Regions from separate parts of the Homo sapiens genome. Here region 1 is linked to region 2. A link is a contact called in ENCODE Hi-C or POLR2A ChIA-PET data. All regions are on one chromosome and are shown on one strand. The core of a region is the stretch at or near the end of the contact, and the rest is flanking DNA. Distances in the headings are between cores, read along the strand shown. Region 1 has its middle 210 kb from the start of NUAK1. Region 2 has its middle 160 kb from the start of C12orf75.

The links. Hi-C counts contacts between places; a loop is a spot of excess contacts on that map. ChIA-PET counts read pairs that join two places held with the same protein, here RNA polymerase II (POLR2A).
Region 1: a loop to region 2 is called in a map of endothelial cell of umbilical vein, with 6 times the contacts of the local background. The contact joins two enhancer-like sites. A Hi-C loop is called at or near these places in 1 of 168 maps with a recorded cell type or tissue (endothelial cell of umbilical vein). POLR2A ChIA-PET finds 5 or more read pairs at or near these places in 1 of 52 experiments (activated CD4-positive, alpha-beta T cell).

Annotation. Positions count from the first base shown.
Region 1 is chr12:105,930,190-105,936,851 of GRCh38, forward strand. No RefSeq gene overlaps it. Among named protein-coding and RNA genes, the nearest start is that of NUAK1, 210 kb to the right of the region's middle. RefSeq lists an enhancer at 4,556-5,755. Within about 2 kb of position 4,187, at least 8 of the 41 ENCODE cell types and tissues checked have a DNase peak (open chromatin) inside an H3K27ac peak, as active enhancers do; they include endothelial cell of umbilical vein, where a contact is called at or near this core.
Region 2 is chr12:105,482,972-105,489,459 of GRCh38, forward strand. No RefSeq gene overlaps it. Among named protein-coding and RNA genes, the nearest start is that of C12orf75, 160 kb to the left of the region's middle. Within about 2 kb of position 2,865, at least 6 of the 41 ENCODE cell types and tissues checked have a DNase peak (open chromatin) inside an H3K27ac peak, as active enhancers do; they include endothelial cell of umbilical vein, where a contact is called at or near this core.

The DNA.
Region 1 (6,662 bases), core at 2,937-5,436, 450 kb after region 2:
CAAATAAATATTTATTTACAAATACAGATTGCGAGTCAGATCTGGCCCTTTGATTGCAGTTTACCAACCCCCCTTTATAACATTATATTTAGGATATAATCTATGTTCCCTGATATAATAATCGCTCATATGCTCACTTCATGCTGGGATCTTTTCATGTGTTAATTTATTTAAATTGTCACTCCCATTATCTGTATTTTCGAGGTCGCCAACTTGCCAAGATCACAGGAATCATGACAGAGCCAGGATTCAAGCCCCAAAGCCTATGATCTCAGCCATTGTCCGCAAGGACCTTCACGCCTTTGCCAACCATATACTCCACTGTGTTCCTTCATGCCCTACCTCGTCTCCTCCCCCAGCACCCTGCACTTGCACAGCTGAGAGGGGAAATGAAGGAAGGAGACTAGGCTAGCCCCACCTGCCTGCCCTGTAACACGCACAAGGCCAAGGCCAAAGCCCTGGGTTTCCCAGAGAACCTGCCGCCAGTGGGAATGAGAAGTGTGAGAAATGGAGCATGGGGAGGGGAGTACCTACCTCCCTCATGTGGTTGTTGTGCAAATCTAGGGAGCTTAAACCCAGTAACAAGTGAAAAGTACAAACAATGCTTGGCAAATTGCCAAGGCTTGCTTTAAAGACACTTAATATTCAACAGAATCTGAGCTGGTGCTGTACTACTTGCAACAACTATGCTCTCCTTTTTCTTTACCAAAAGAACCCCGATGTTGTTAATTGCAGCTAGAGGTGACCTTGTGATATAATTCTGGCCAGCGATACATAAGCAGGAGTATGTTGGGGATATCTCGGACTGTTTCTTTCTTCTGACATAAATAAGCATGTCTTCTTTCCTGGTTCCTTTCTTCTTTCTTCCTGGAGTGTGGCCAAAGAACTGGAAGTGGAACAGCCCGTCTGATAGCCACAGGTGACCATGAGGATGAAAGCTCTTCATCAAAGCTGGAGCAGCAAAGGGATAAAGGTGGCTGGGGCTCAGATGGAATCATGGAGGCACTACACCCGGCTTCAAACTCTCTGACTCCAAACTTCTGAACATGGTTGAAAAATAACCCTCTCTTTGGTAAAACCACTGTAGTTGGGTTTCTGATAAGTGTGGACTTACGCAATCCTAACTGAAAGTCCTGGTCAGCAAACAGGACACATCCTCAGCAATCTCTAGAATGTAATAGGTGCTCGGTAAATGCATGATGAATAAATCAAAGAGTAAATGAATGGATTAGCAACAGAATATACAAGTACTAGATCATACAGAGAAGTTGCCCTTAGGAAAATGTAATACTTACAGCTACATTTACGTGCTCAGCACCTACCATATGCCCTACATTCTCTCAGTAACCGTCACAACTCTTGGAGGTTACTGTTGTCATTTTTATTTCACAGCTCAGGAACTGAGAGGCTCCAGGAGGCTGAGCTAACTTGCCCAGGAACTCATAGCTGGGATGTGGTGGGGCTAGGGTTTGAATCCCAATCTAGGTAACTTTGAAGCCTGTGCTCCCTCTCTTAGGCCAAGCTGCTGCCATAATTAACTGCTCACTGGGCACTTGAGCCAATGCTAGTAGATAGTTAGAGAAATTTGGGCTGGAACTCCAGCCCCACAACCCCCAAGCTATATGAGCACGGACAATTCTTTCCTGCCTCTCAGTTTCCTCATTTGTAAGAAAGATAAAAATGGCACCTTCTTCTTCCTAGGCTTGCTATATTAAATGTGACATGTTTACATCAAATGTTTAGCAGAGTACTAGTAAAGGCTCAAGAAATATTGCCTGTCAGCACTATTTTTATCATCATCTTGAAAAACCCCTGCAAGAATCTATGAAAAGAAAGAGGGCTGGCCCTAAACAAAAGGATCCGGAGGAGGCGCTGGGGTGAGCTGGGGCCTTGCAGCTGTCGAAGCCTGTGTGTTTTTTAACTTTGGGGACTTTGCGCTAACTTCTCCACTGGCATCCCCTTCAGAGCACAGATCATCATAGGTCTCAGAAATGCCTGTTAGATTTCTCTTCCTTACTTGAAGTTCCAACAATTCGCTGAATTCATTGTCATTCCATGCTGAGGGAGTGTCCCTTGGAGCCTGGAGGCTCACCCCGTAATCCCACGCAGGTGTCAGACAATGTCTGATGGGCAGAGAACATTGTGCTCCTGTCTGGCTCCCTGCCGGTCCCACCTTAGCACCGGGAGCAGCCTGGGAGTTGGACGTGTCTGAGGCGAGATGTGGGGCCTGATTTGAGTCTGAGATGCTAATCTGCCCAACTGAAGGTTTCACATCTGTCTTGGCATACACAGACACACGAAATCTAAAGAGTCAGTTACAGCTCTGAGTAGGCGGGGTGGGGTCCCCGGGCATTGAATACAGGTAGGGCTAGATGCCTACTCTGACAAAGCAGGCATGGCAAATCCCACAGGGCTCTGGACCACTCAAGAGATTGAGTGTGGGAAAGAATGGGGCAGGAAATTGTTATATAATGCTGGGTCTTTGGAATCAGGCTCTGTTTGAATGCCAGATCTTATGCTTATTATACTTCAGTGGCTTGAAGTATATTACTCAACCTCTCTTAGAAGTGATTTTCTCATGCCAAAGTGGGAAAAATAATAGTACCTACAGTTGTTATGAGTATTAAAGGAGATTTTTAAAAATTTTTTTACTTTATGTTCTGAGATACATGTGGAGAACATGCAGGTTTGTTACAAAGGTAAACATGTGTCATGGTGGTTTGCTGCACATATCAACCCATCATCTAGGTTTAAGCCCCGCATGCCTTAGGTATTTGTCCTGATGCTCTCCCTCCCCTTGCCCCCCACCCCCTGAAAGGCCCCGGTGTGTGAAGAGATAATTTAATAAAGTTTTCAGCATAGTGTTGGGAAAATTGTTAGTGCTCAATACATACGATAATCATATTAGCATCTAATATATGTACGCTGAAAGCTACAAAAGCTCTGAACAATCAGTGAGAAACTGTTGTGTGCTCTGGGAGGGATACTGGACTGTATTTTATATTTTTATTGCTGCTTACATATTCCCTAATGGTGTTAGGACTGAGCAGAAATGGTGTTGTAATTCTTAAACATATCTAATTCTTTTTTTCTTTTATTTTTTTGAAATGGATTTTCTCTCATTGGCCAGGCTGGAGTGCAATGACTCAATCTCGGCTCACTGCAACCTCTGCCTTCTAGGTTCAAGCAATTCTCCCACCTTAGCCTCCAGAGTAGCTGGGATTACAGGTGCCCACCACCATGCCCAGATAATTTTTGTATTTTTAGTAGAGATGAGGTTTCACCATGTTGGCTAGGCTGGTATCGAACGCCTGACCTCAGGTGCTCCACCCACACAAAGTGCTGGGATTACAGGTGTGAGCCACCACATCTGGCCCTCTAATTCTTAAAGTACAAGTTTTGTCAGTGCCTGCTGTCTACTCAACACTGTTTGTTGTTCTGAATAAATAAAATTATGTGACATAATCCCTGCTTTCAAAGGGTGTTCAATGTAAAGGTAGAAACAACACAAGCAAAGATAAAAATTATATAAAAATGTAAAGAGCCTAAGATAAGTTCTATCACCAAACACTAATCTGGGCGGCATTGACCATAGTCCCTGAGATAATTCCAAAAATACAGAGTTCCAGGAGGAGTGGAAGGAATGCCTCTGCTCTGGCTAGCTCCCAGGTGTCCAGCAGGTAGCCTTTTGTACAGTGATTCAGAGGCCCAAGCTTTTCCCATCTGTTACTCCACAATTCACCTAGGGCCGCAGAGACTTCTGGATCTCTCCTGGAGGACCACACAGGGGCCTTTCATGGGCCGGCCCGGAAGTGGAACCCTTCTTTCCACTAGCACTCAATATCCAGTCACACAGCCAGTCCTAACTGCAGGGGAGGCTGAGGAATGCAGTCTAGCCAGGTATCCAGGAAGACCATGGACATCCATGAGCTCTCACAGTCTGTGCCATCCAAGGGAAGACTCAAACCACTCGTCCAAGAACAAAAGGGATTGAGACAGTTAGCTCTAAAGGCTGACCCCATATGGAGAGCTATAGGGTCCAACATCGACAGAGATACAACAGCCTTGGTCATAATTTTAGAAGTAGGTACCTGAATGGCCAGTTGTACAGATGGAAAATAGCAGTCTGAAGCAGAGAACTCCAGGCTGTGACTAAGTCATTAAGAGCACCGTAACCGGAGGCTCTTCCTTCCGCCCCACTCCAACCCCCCTGAAAAAAACAAACTGATCCTATGCAGCAAGATCTTTGCCAGTGAGTCACGGAGCGGAGGCACCAGGCTGGAGCTTGAAGGATGCTGCCAAGATGCTTTGACCGTAAAAATGTTTACAACATGGCTGGATTCAGCCCAGACAGGAAAGGGATAAAAAGAGAAAACAAAAGAAGTGTCACCCTGTGGCTGCAGCTGCACACAGACAGATCGCCCCTGGGAAATTGCTGGTCCTGAGCAAACAGCCTTGAGAAGCAGGCAAGGGAGGGAGGTTAAGAGGACTGGACCACAGACACCTTGAACTCAGAAGATCCAAAACCACCCAGTATTCCATTTCCTGGTAAACTGCACCCCCATCTAGTAAGCTACCTGACTTAGAAAGGTGGGTGTCATCACTGATTCTCCACTCAGTCACCAAGCCCCGTGGATCTGAATTAACTCTCACATCCCTTCCAATCTACCCACCCCTATATCCCTGCCTTAGCTCAGGGTCCCCCACTTCCTCACATGGGCTAACAGATCTACAACTTGACTCCAGTTTTCCCTCCTTCCATAATTCATTTAGTCCTCTAACAGATATTTACTGAGCATTCGGACACTAGGATGGTCACAGATACTAGGATATCTGCCTTCCCAATGTCCTTTATCACCTTCTTCCTTACCAACTGAATCCCAGTTTGGTCAGGAAAGTAACATGCACCATCAAAAAAATATCACCTTCACAGACTTCTTTGCAAGTAGAGGCTATCTAAGCAGATATCTCTAGAAATGGCATCTTTCCTTGAATGTAAAAAAAAAGAGGGGGTGGAGAGGCTTCCAAGGAAAAAGCCTTAGCCCTTTTCTCCTTTCAGCATGCCATGTGGACGTGACGCCTGGAGATATCGCACCCACCTTATAATCAGGAGGAAGAATGCCACGTGTGGAGGATGGTGCCACAGGAATCTGGAAGAGCTCGATCCTGGACGACTTGCTCAAGCAGCTGCACATTCCTCCTGCCACCTACTTCTGGATATTGTGTTAGGTGGGTGTCTTCATTTCCTACTGCTGCTGTAACAAATGACCACAAACTTAGTGGCTTAAAACAACATATATTTATCTCTTCCAGTTCTAGAGGTCAGAAGTGCAAAATCAGTTTCTTGGGGTTAAACCTAGGTGTTGGCAGAGCTTGTTCCTTCTGTTTCCTCTGAGGGAAGAATCCTTTTCCTTGGCTCTTTTGATTTCTAGTGGCCACATTTGTGCCTCAGCTTGTGGCCTCTCCCTTTATCTTCCAAGTACATCCCTGCAATCTCTGGTTTCACCATCATGCCTCTTCTCCTCTCTGGCTCCTGCTGCGTCCTTGTTTTAAGGACCCTTGTGAGAACATCAGGACAATCAGGATACAGCAGGGACATGAGGATAATCCAAGATAATCCTCCCATTTCAAGATCCTTAATTTAATCACATCTGAAAAGTCCCTTTTGCCATGTAAGGAATCATATTCCTAGGTTACAAAAATTAGGACAAGGACATCTTTGAGGGCCATTATACAGCCTACCACAGGAGGAAAAAACAAACTGTTTACTTGTGTCAACCAATATTTTAGGATTGCCTATGGCTCCCAACTCAGAGTTGAAGGCGACCAGAGCTGATACCACTGCCCACTGTGTCCCAGGCACTGGCACTGTGCTCAGTGCTGGAGATGTTCCAACCAGGCTGAGGACCTCTAGCACAGAGTCTGCCATCTGTGTTTGCAGCTACGTATTTGCTTTTGACTGCCTTCTGTGAACTCCACAGGGCAGGAAATGGGTAACTTACTCTTTTCTGTGGTCTCACACCAACCTAGGGCCTGACAATTGCAGTGCTCAAATAATGTTGGTTAAGCAATGAACGCAAAAGCTCAGCAATGAACACAAAAACTCAGCAATGAATGCATGACTCAGCTACCAACTCCTAAAGACAGAAGCCTGAGTTAATTCTAAGCATCACTGAATAGAAGTGTGGAAGCTATTGATTAAACACTCTGTCCCAGCAATCCCCAAAAAGAATTCCATGGAACAGATGCTGGATAAAGCAAAGGTGGAAGGTTCCCTGAAACAAATATGTTTCGAAAATCCACACATGACTACCTCTTAAAGTTTCAACTCTGAGATGTTCCATAATGAAGAAATCTGCTTAACTTCAACTCACCATTTCCCAAGCTTACTTGGTACAATATCTATTTTTACCTTGAACACACATTAATCTCCTATGGAAACAGGGTTCCTTGGCACATACTTTGTGAAGCACTGCTCCACCCTTCTCAGGACTGGTCTGGGAACTAGGTCAGTTCAAGGCCTGCAGGTGGACTCAGCAGGTGATCAGGCTAAAAGTGGACTAAAGCTGCCAAACATAGGAGCGGCCATTGTCAGGAAGGGCTTTGGGGTGGAGCTGGACTTCCAAGGCTGGGTGGCACTTGTCCTGGTGTAGGGGAAGGGG
Region 2 (6,488 bases), core at 1,615-4,114:
GGTCACACAGCTCATGGATCTTAGAGCTGAGTTATAAATCCAGCTCTCTTCCCTGATCCCTGTTTGTGACATGCATAGTTTGGCTTTCAGAGGAGAGTGTCATTCCTCTTTAAGGGATGATCGAGAGAGCTGCCCCAGGAGAGAGGAGGGACTTCCATGTGATTGTTGCATTAGCTCAGCTCTGAATGGTTTCTTCTGTTTAATAAACCTTGTTAATTTTACTACTGCTTGTTCTTGGCTCCACCACACAGCAGTGGTTTAGGCAATATGTTCAAAAAATGTGCTAATTACAGGCTGTAATTTTCTTCCATCCTAAAATAAATACTTAGCATTTTAGTACTTGGAGAGGGAAATAGTTTAGTGGAGCTAGAAGAGTCACGAAGCTTGGGGGCTGTTGGGAGGGGCTGAAGAACATGGAAGCAGAATGTGCAAGGATAGAAAAAAATAGAAGTTTTTGGAAGGCTGTGGTGTCTGGGGTCTATTTAGTGGGAGTGGTGTTATGTATGTGGGTGTGTGCAAGTTTGGGGGATACTTGGGGGATGCTGTGCAGAGAGAGGCAGAGGGAAGGGGGTGCTTGCTACCTGCTCACCAAACTCTGTTCCTTCTCTTCCGTGGTGCAATTCTGTCATTCAAGAAGTGTGTTTTGTTTTGTTTTGTTTTGTTTTGTTTTTTGAGCTGAGCATGGTAGCTTATGCCTGTAATCCCAACACTTTGGGAGGCTGAAGTAGGAAGATTGCTTGAGCTTGGAAGTTCAAGACCAGCTTGGGAAACACCAGGCTTTCAGCAAATGCTCCTTGAGTGTGTGAAGTACTGTATTGAGCAGCATAGAATTGGACACTGTTGACCATATCATTCTTTAGTTGATGAGATCTGGGCCCTCATAAGCCCTCATGTTTGGACAGTGCCTCCTGGTTTACAAAGAGCTTCCTTGAACATGATCTCAGTTCAGCATCACAATAACCCTCTGAGATGAAAAGGGGTAGGGAAAGAACAGGAAGGAACTAACAGGAACTGTGGGAGTTCAGAATGAGGGATTATTTCTAGCTGCAGGAGGGACCCATAGAAGTCTCCTGAGAAAGTGGCATTGAGATGGGCTTTTAAAGAAAGGTGAGAGAGCAGAGAACAGTATTCCAGGTGGAGGCCACATCGTAGGCAAAGTCACAGAGATGTGAAAGCGTGGGTGTGTCTATGGGACTAGGGGAGGTGATCAATGGGGCTGGAGTATAGGCTGCCTGCAGGACAGTGTGGGAGGCCAGACTGAAAACAACCACAGGGCTCAGAGAGCAGCATCATTTCATTAGGATCATCATCTTCATTCCCCTCTTTAAAAACACACTTCCAGACCACTTGCTCTATGCCAGGCACTTGGCTAGGTATGGGAGACACAAAAGATATCATGTACAGTTCCTGCCTTGAGGGCATTTACAACCCATCAAGGAGAACTGCCACACACACACCAACCTTAAACGAAATGCGTAGAAGTTACTTGGAAAGTTTGCACTTCCATTTAACGTGTGCATGTTCAGAAGAATGGAGGCCTGCAAGAGTTCCCTTTTCACATGTACTTGGAGCTTTCCCTTGAAGGGCCCTCTAATTAAGTCTTTGGGGAGGCAGTGCAGCACAGTGGTTGCAACCACAGTCTCTGGAGTCCGAAGGCCTGGGTTGAAATTTGGGCTGCAGCACTGACGACCTACAACTCCCTGGTGGAGTCTTTAGTTCTCTATCCTTGGTGATATGGTTTGGCTGTGTCCCCACCCAAATCTCATCTTGAATTATAATTCCCATAATTCCCTTGTGTTGTGGAGCGACCCAGTGGGAGATAATTGAATCATGGGGACGATTTCTCCCATACTGTTCTCATGGTAGTGAATAAGTCTCATGAAATCTGATGGTTTTATAAGCAGAAACCCCTTTCACTTGGCTCTCTCTCTTTGCCTGCTGCCATCCACATAAGACGTGACTTGCTCCTCCTTGCCTTCTGTCATGATTGTGAGGCCTCCCCAGCCATGTGGACCTGTAAGTCCATTAAACCTGTTTTTCTTCCCAGTCTGGGGTACGTCTTTATCAGCAGTGTGAAAACAGACTAATACACTTGGTTACCTTGTCTATAAAATAACGATCCAAAGGCAACCTGGTTGATTGGGTTGTCATATCAGCTAAGACAATGCAGAAAAATAGTACCATGCATGATACCCAATTAACCCAATAGCAAATAAGTAAGCACGATGCTGCTGGCTGTGGCTTGCATACTGTAGCTGAGCCGAAGTAGAGTCTCTGAGCAAGGAGGGCACCATGGAACATGTTCTTCTGGGAGTCCCGCTCAGAAAGCAAAGCTGGGTGAGTGTGCAAGGTCGTTGTGGTGCTGCCAAGTCATTGTGGAGCCTCGCTAGCATATCTTGGCTTAAAGGAGTAGGGATTTCTTAATAAATCAGGTGTTTCTTGTAGACACTCCCCACCCCCAGCAGTGCTGGAATGTGCAGAGGATGTTTTGAATGTGTCACCACTGATAGTTACATGCCGTCCTGTTGCAGTGCGTTTCCAGGAGCTAAACCAAGGCCAGGGTCAGGGAGCCCAGCTTTGTGGCAGCGGATGATACATTCCTCTGAAATACACCAACTCCTTGAGAGCTTCCTTCAATTATACTGCCCCGCGTGAGTTTGCACACCCTCACACACAATTGGCTTTCCTCTCTTAGGAGTTTGGGATATTTCAAGGCTTGCTAATCAGCTGTGTTTATTAGATAGCCTTTGTTTTCCCCTTCTAAGACAGGAAGCTCATTAGAAACAAGCACAAACTATCAACTTTCAACCCAGAGTTGAAAATGTTCCCTGAGAATTGGGGATATTTTTCAAGGGAGTCATATTCAGAGGCACAGCCCAACTCACGGTAGCTAAGCTGACAAGTAGGCTCTAGGTAATCCACATTCCAAGGATTTTGAGGTTCCCATGAGATGAATGCTTTCCCTCCATGATTATACCTTGCAGCTAGAAATATAAGGAAAAGCTGGGGCAAACTATAATACAGCAGGTAGTGACAATGGCCCTGGAGCCAGATGAAATGGGCTCATGTTCTGGCTTAGCCATTTACTAATTATGTGACCTTGGGCAAGTCACTGACCTTCAAATTCCTCATCCTTAAATAGGGGTAGGCCGGGAGGGTGACTCACGTCTGTAATCTCAGCACTTTGGGATCCTGAGGTGGGTGGATTGCTTGAGCACAGAAGTTAGAGACCAGCCTGGGCAACATAATGAGACCCCGTCTCTATAAAAAATTTTTTTAAAATCAGCTGGGTGTGTGATGGTGTGCACCTGTGGTCCCAGCTACTTAGGGGTCTGAGTCAGGAGGATTGCTTGAGCCTGGGAGTTTGAGACTGCTATGAACTATGATTGAGCCACTATACTTCAGCCTGGGTGACAGAGTGAGACCCTGTCTGAAAAAAAAACAAGGGTGGTACTACCCACTTCATAGGATTATTGTGAGCTTTACGTGAAGGCCTTACGTGATTGTTAGTTATTATTATTTATAGTAGCTTTCATTTATTCATTCATTCCTTTACTCAACTGATACTGATTTGGTACTTTCTATGTGCCAGGTGTTGTGTTTGGTGTAGGAACTATGTAATAAAATGAGTTCTTGTCCCTGCTCTTGAAGAGGTCACCACTCAATGAGAGAGACAACATGTACACAGGTTTTATGAAGCAGTGTGAACAATGCATGCAACAGGCTTTGGGAGCACAGTGGAGGGACACCTAGCTCTAGTTGATGGTGGTTGTGGTAGTGATAGCCCAAGTGTACCACGATGGAAGTAATAATGATGGTGATGATGAGGATGTTGGTCATGCTGGTAATGGTTTGCTTGTAAGGATGGTAGTAATGATGGGGACTATGAGATGGTGGTGATGGTTGTGGTAGTAATGATTCCAGCATGATGTCATAATGATGACAGAGACATTTAGATTGGTGATAGTGGTGGCCATGATGGTGGTGACAGTGGTGATGGTTTACCATGAGGATGGTAGTGAAGATGGCATTGCTGCTGATAGTGGTGATGGTGGCCATACAATGGTAATCAAGATGTCAGTAACAGGATTGTAGTCAAGATGGTAGTAAACAATACAGTGGTGATGGTGATGGTGAGGGTGGCAATGGTGGTATTAATGTTTTGAGAAAGGATGGTACTAGAGATGGTACAGATGATGGTGACAGTGTGATGGTGGCAGTGGTAGCAATGACTGTGATAGGATAGCAGTAATGGTGTAATGGCAGTGATCATGGTGAGAGCAGGTAGAAGTGGCAGTGATTTGCCCTGAGGATGCTAGTAAAGATGGTAGTGATGACCATGTGGAGGTGGTGGTGGTGGCATGATGTGAGAAGACAGCTGTTCTCTTCCTACCCTTCCCAAGATTATGATTAAGAAAATCCCAAACATGATATTATTTCATCTGTAAATGTAAACTATATCTTTAAATTTAAATTTTCTAACTTTGTTGCTAGTGTGTAGACATGAAAATGGTTTTTGAAAATTGACATAAGATCTAGTAACCTTGTAAATCTCTCATCATTTATACTGATTTGTCTGCAGATTCAATGGGGTCTTCTACATAGACAATCATATCATCAGCTAACAGAGTTTTGTTTCTTTCTTTTTAATACTTATGCCTTTTATTTATTTTTCCTGGAGGATTATACGATGTCTTCCAGTTTAGTGTGAAAAAGAGGTAGTGAGAATGGTATCTGTCTTTTTCCTGATTCTAATTGTAATAATTCTAACATTTTACAAATATCAAATATTAAAATAATGCTTATTACAGGTTTAATAGGTATCCTATATGAGGTTATGAAACTTTGTTCTGTTGTTATCCTGGTTTGCTAAGAGATTTTTTTGATTGTTGTTTAATTATGAATATTTGTTGAATTTTATCAAAGGCTTTTTCTGTTTGTACTGAAAAGATTATATGGTGCTTTGGGCACTTCCCATGTATGACTTCAGAGTTGCGCAGCCTTAATTTTTTTCTTATTTCAGCCACTGATGCAGTGACCAATTTTGTGTGAGCACTTATCAGTTTCACACAGGTGCACCCTGACAGCAATTAACCTTTGGGTCTCACTGCATGCCTCTTCCTGTCTCTGTTGATGCGCAGTGGGAAACAGTATGAGAACCATTTGGCACTCACCAAAATTTATTCATTGAGAAAAAGGATTTGTCATTTATCTGTATAGACAGTGCTGAAATGCATTTTACGTGGCCATTCATGCAGTCCCATGGGCTTGCGTCACTCATGCAGCAGCGGCTTGATAATTTGTCTTGGTGTTAGTTTTCTTTCCTCTCTGACTCTCCTTTCTTCTTACCGCTCACTCTTGCTCTCTGGCTTTCATGCCTCAGAAAAGTACTCACACTTTATCCTTTGTTTCTGGGGAATTCAGAATATAATTTTTTTTCTCTTTTAGTCTATTTATGTGTTGAATTACATTTATAAAGTTTCTGATGTTAAATTACCCATGCATTTCCTTGGATAGTTCAGCCTGGTCACAAAGTTATAGTTAAAAAAATTTTTTTATTATACTATTTGGTTTGGAAATTTCACATCTGTGTTCATGAGTAAGACTGATGTATAATTTTTCTTTTTTAAACCTTCTTTGTCTGTTTTTGGTGTCAGTATTATATTAGCCTCACAAAATAAGTTGTAGAATGTTCTTTCTTTTCAATTACCTGGAAAAGATATTTGAATTTGAATATTTGAATGGTTTGTTCCTTGAAAGTTTGTGAAATGTATTCTATGAAATAGTTTGGGCTGGCTATTTTTCAGAAGGATTTATATTGCTGATTAAATTCCCTCAACAGTTATAAGATTATACAGGGTTTTGATTTCTCCTTGAGTCAGTTTTGGTTATTTAGCTTTCCTAGGAATTTATATATTTTAATCTATACGTCAAATTTATTAACATTAAATTTAAATGTATTAATATTAAATATTCACTTATTTTCAGTCTGTATGATAGTTATATTCCTCTTTTATTCCTAATATTTCTTACTTATATGTTTGTTTGTTTGCTTTTGATCAGGCTCACTACTGGTTTATCAGTGTCTTTAGTCTTCTCAGAGAACAAACTTCCAGCTTTGTTGACCTTTTTCCCTATGTTTTTGTTTTATATTATGTTGGTATTATTATTCTATTCTTTTAATAACTTTTTTAGTTGGTTGCTCAGCTCATTAATTTTAAGCCTTTCTTCTTTCCTAATATAAACATTTCAGGGTATAAACCTGTTTTGAAGTATTATTTTCATTGCACCCTGTGAGTATTAATATATAGTATTATTGTTACAATTGAGTTCTATGTACTTTTGAATTTCCGTTTTGGCTTCTCTTTTCCCCATGAGTGATTTATAAGTTTATTTTTATAATTCCAAGTGTGTTTAAATTTTTTATTGATGTCTAACTTAATTGCATTGTAATTAAAAAATATCTACTATAGGATACTCATTTTTAA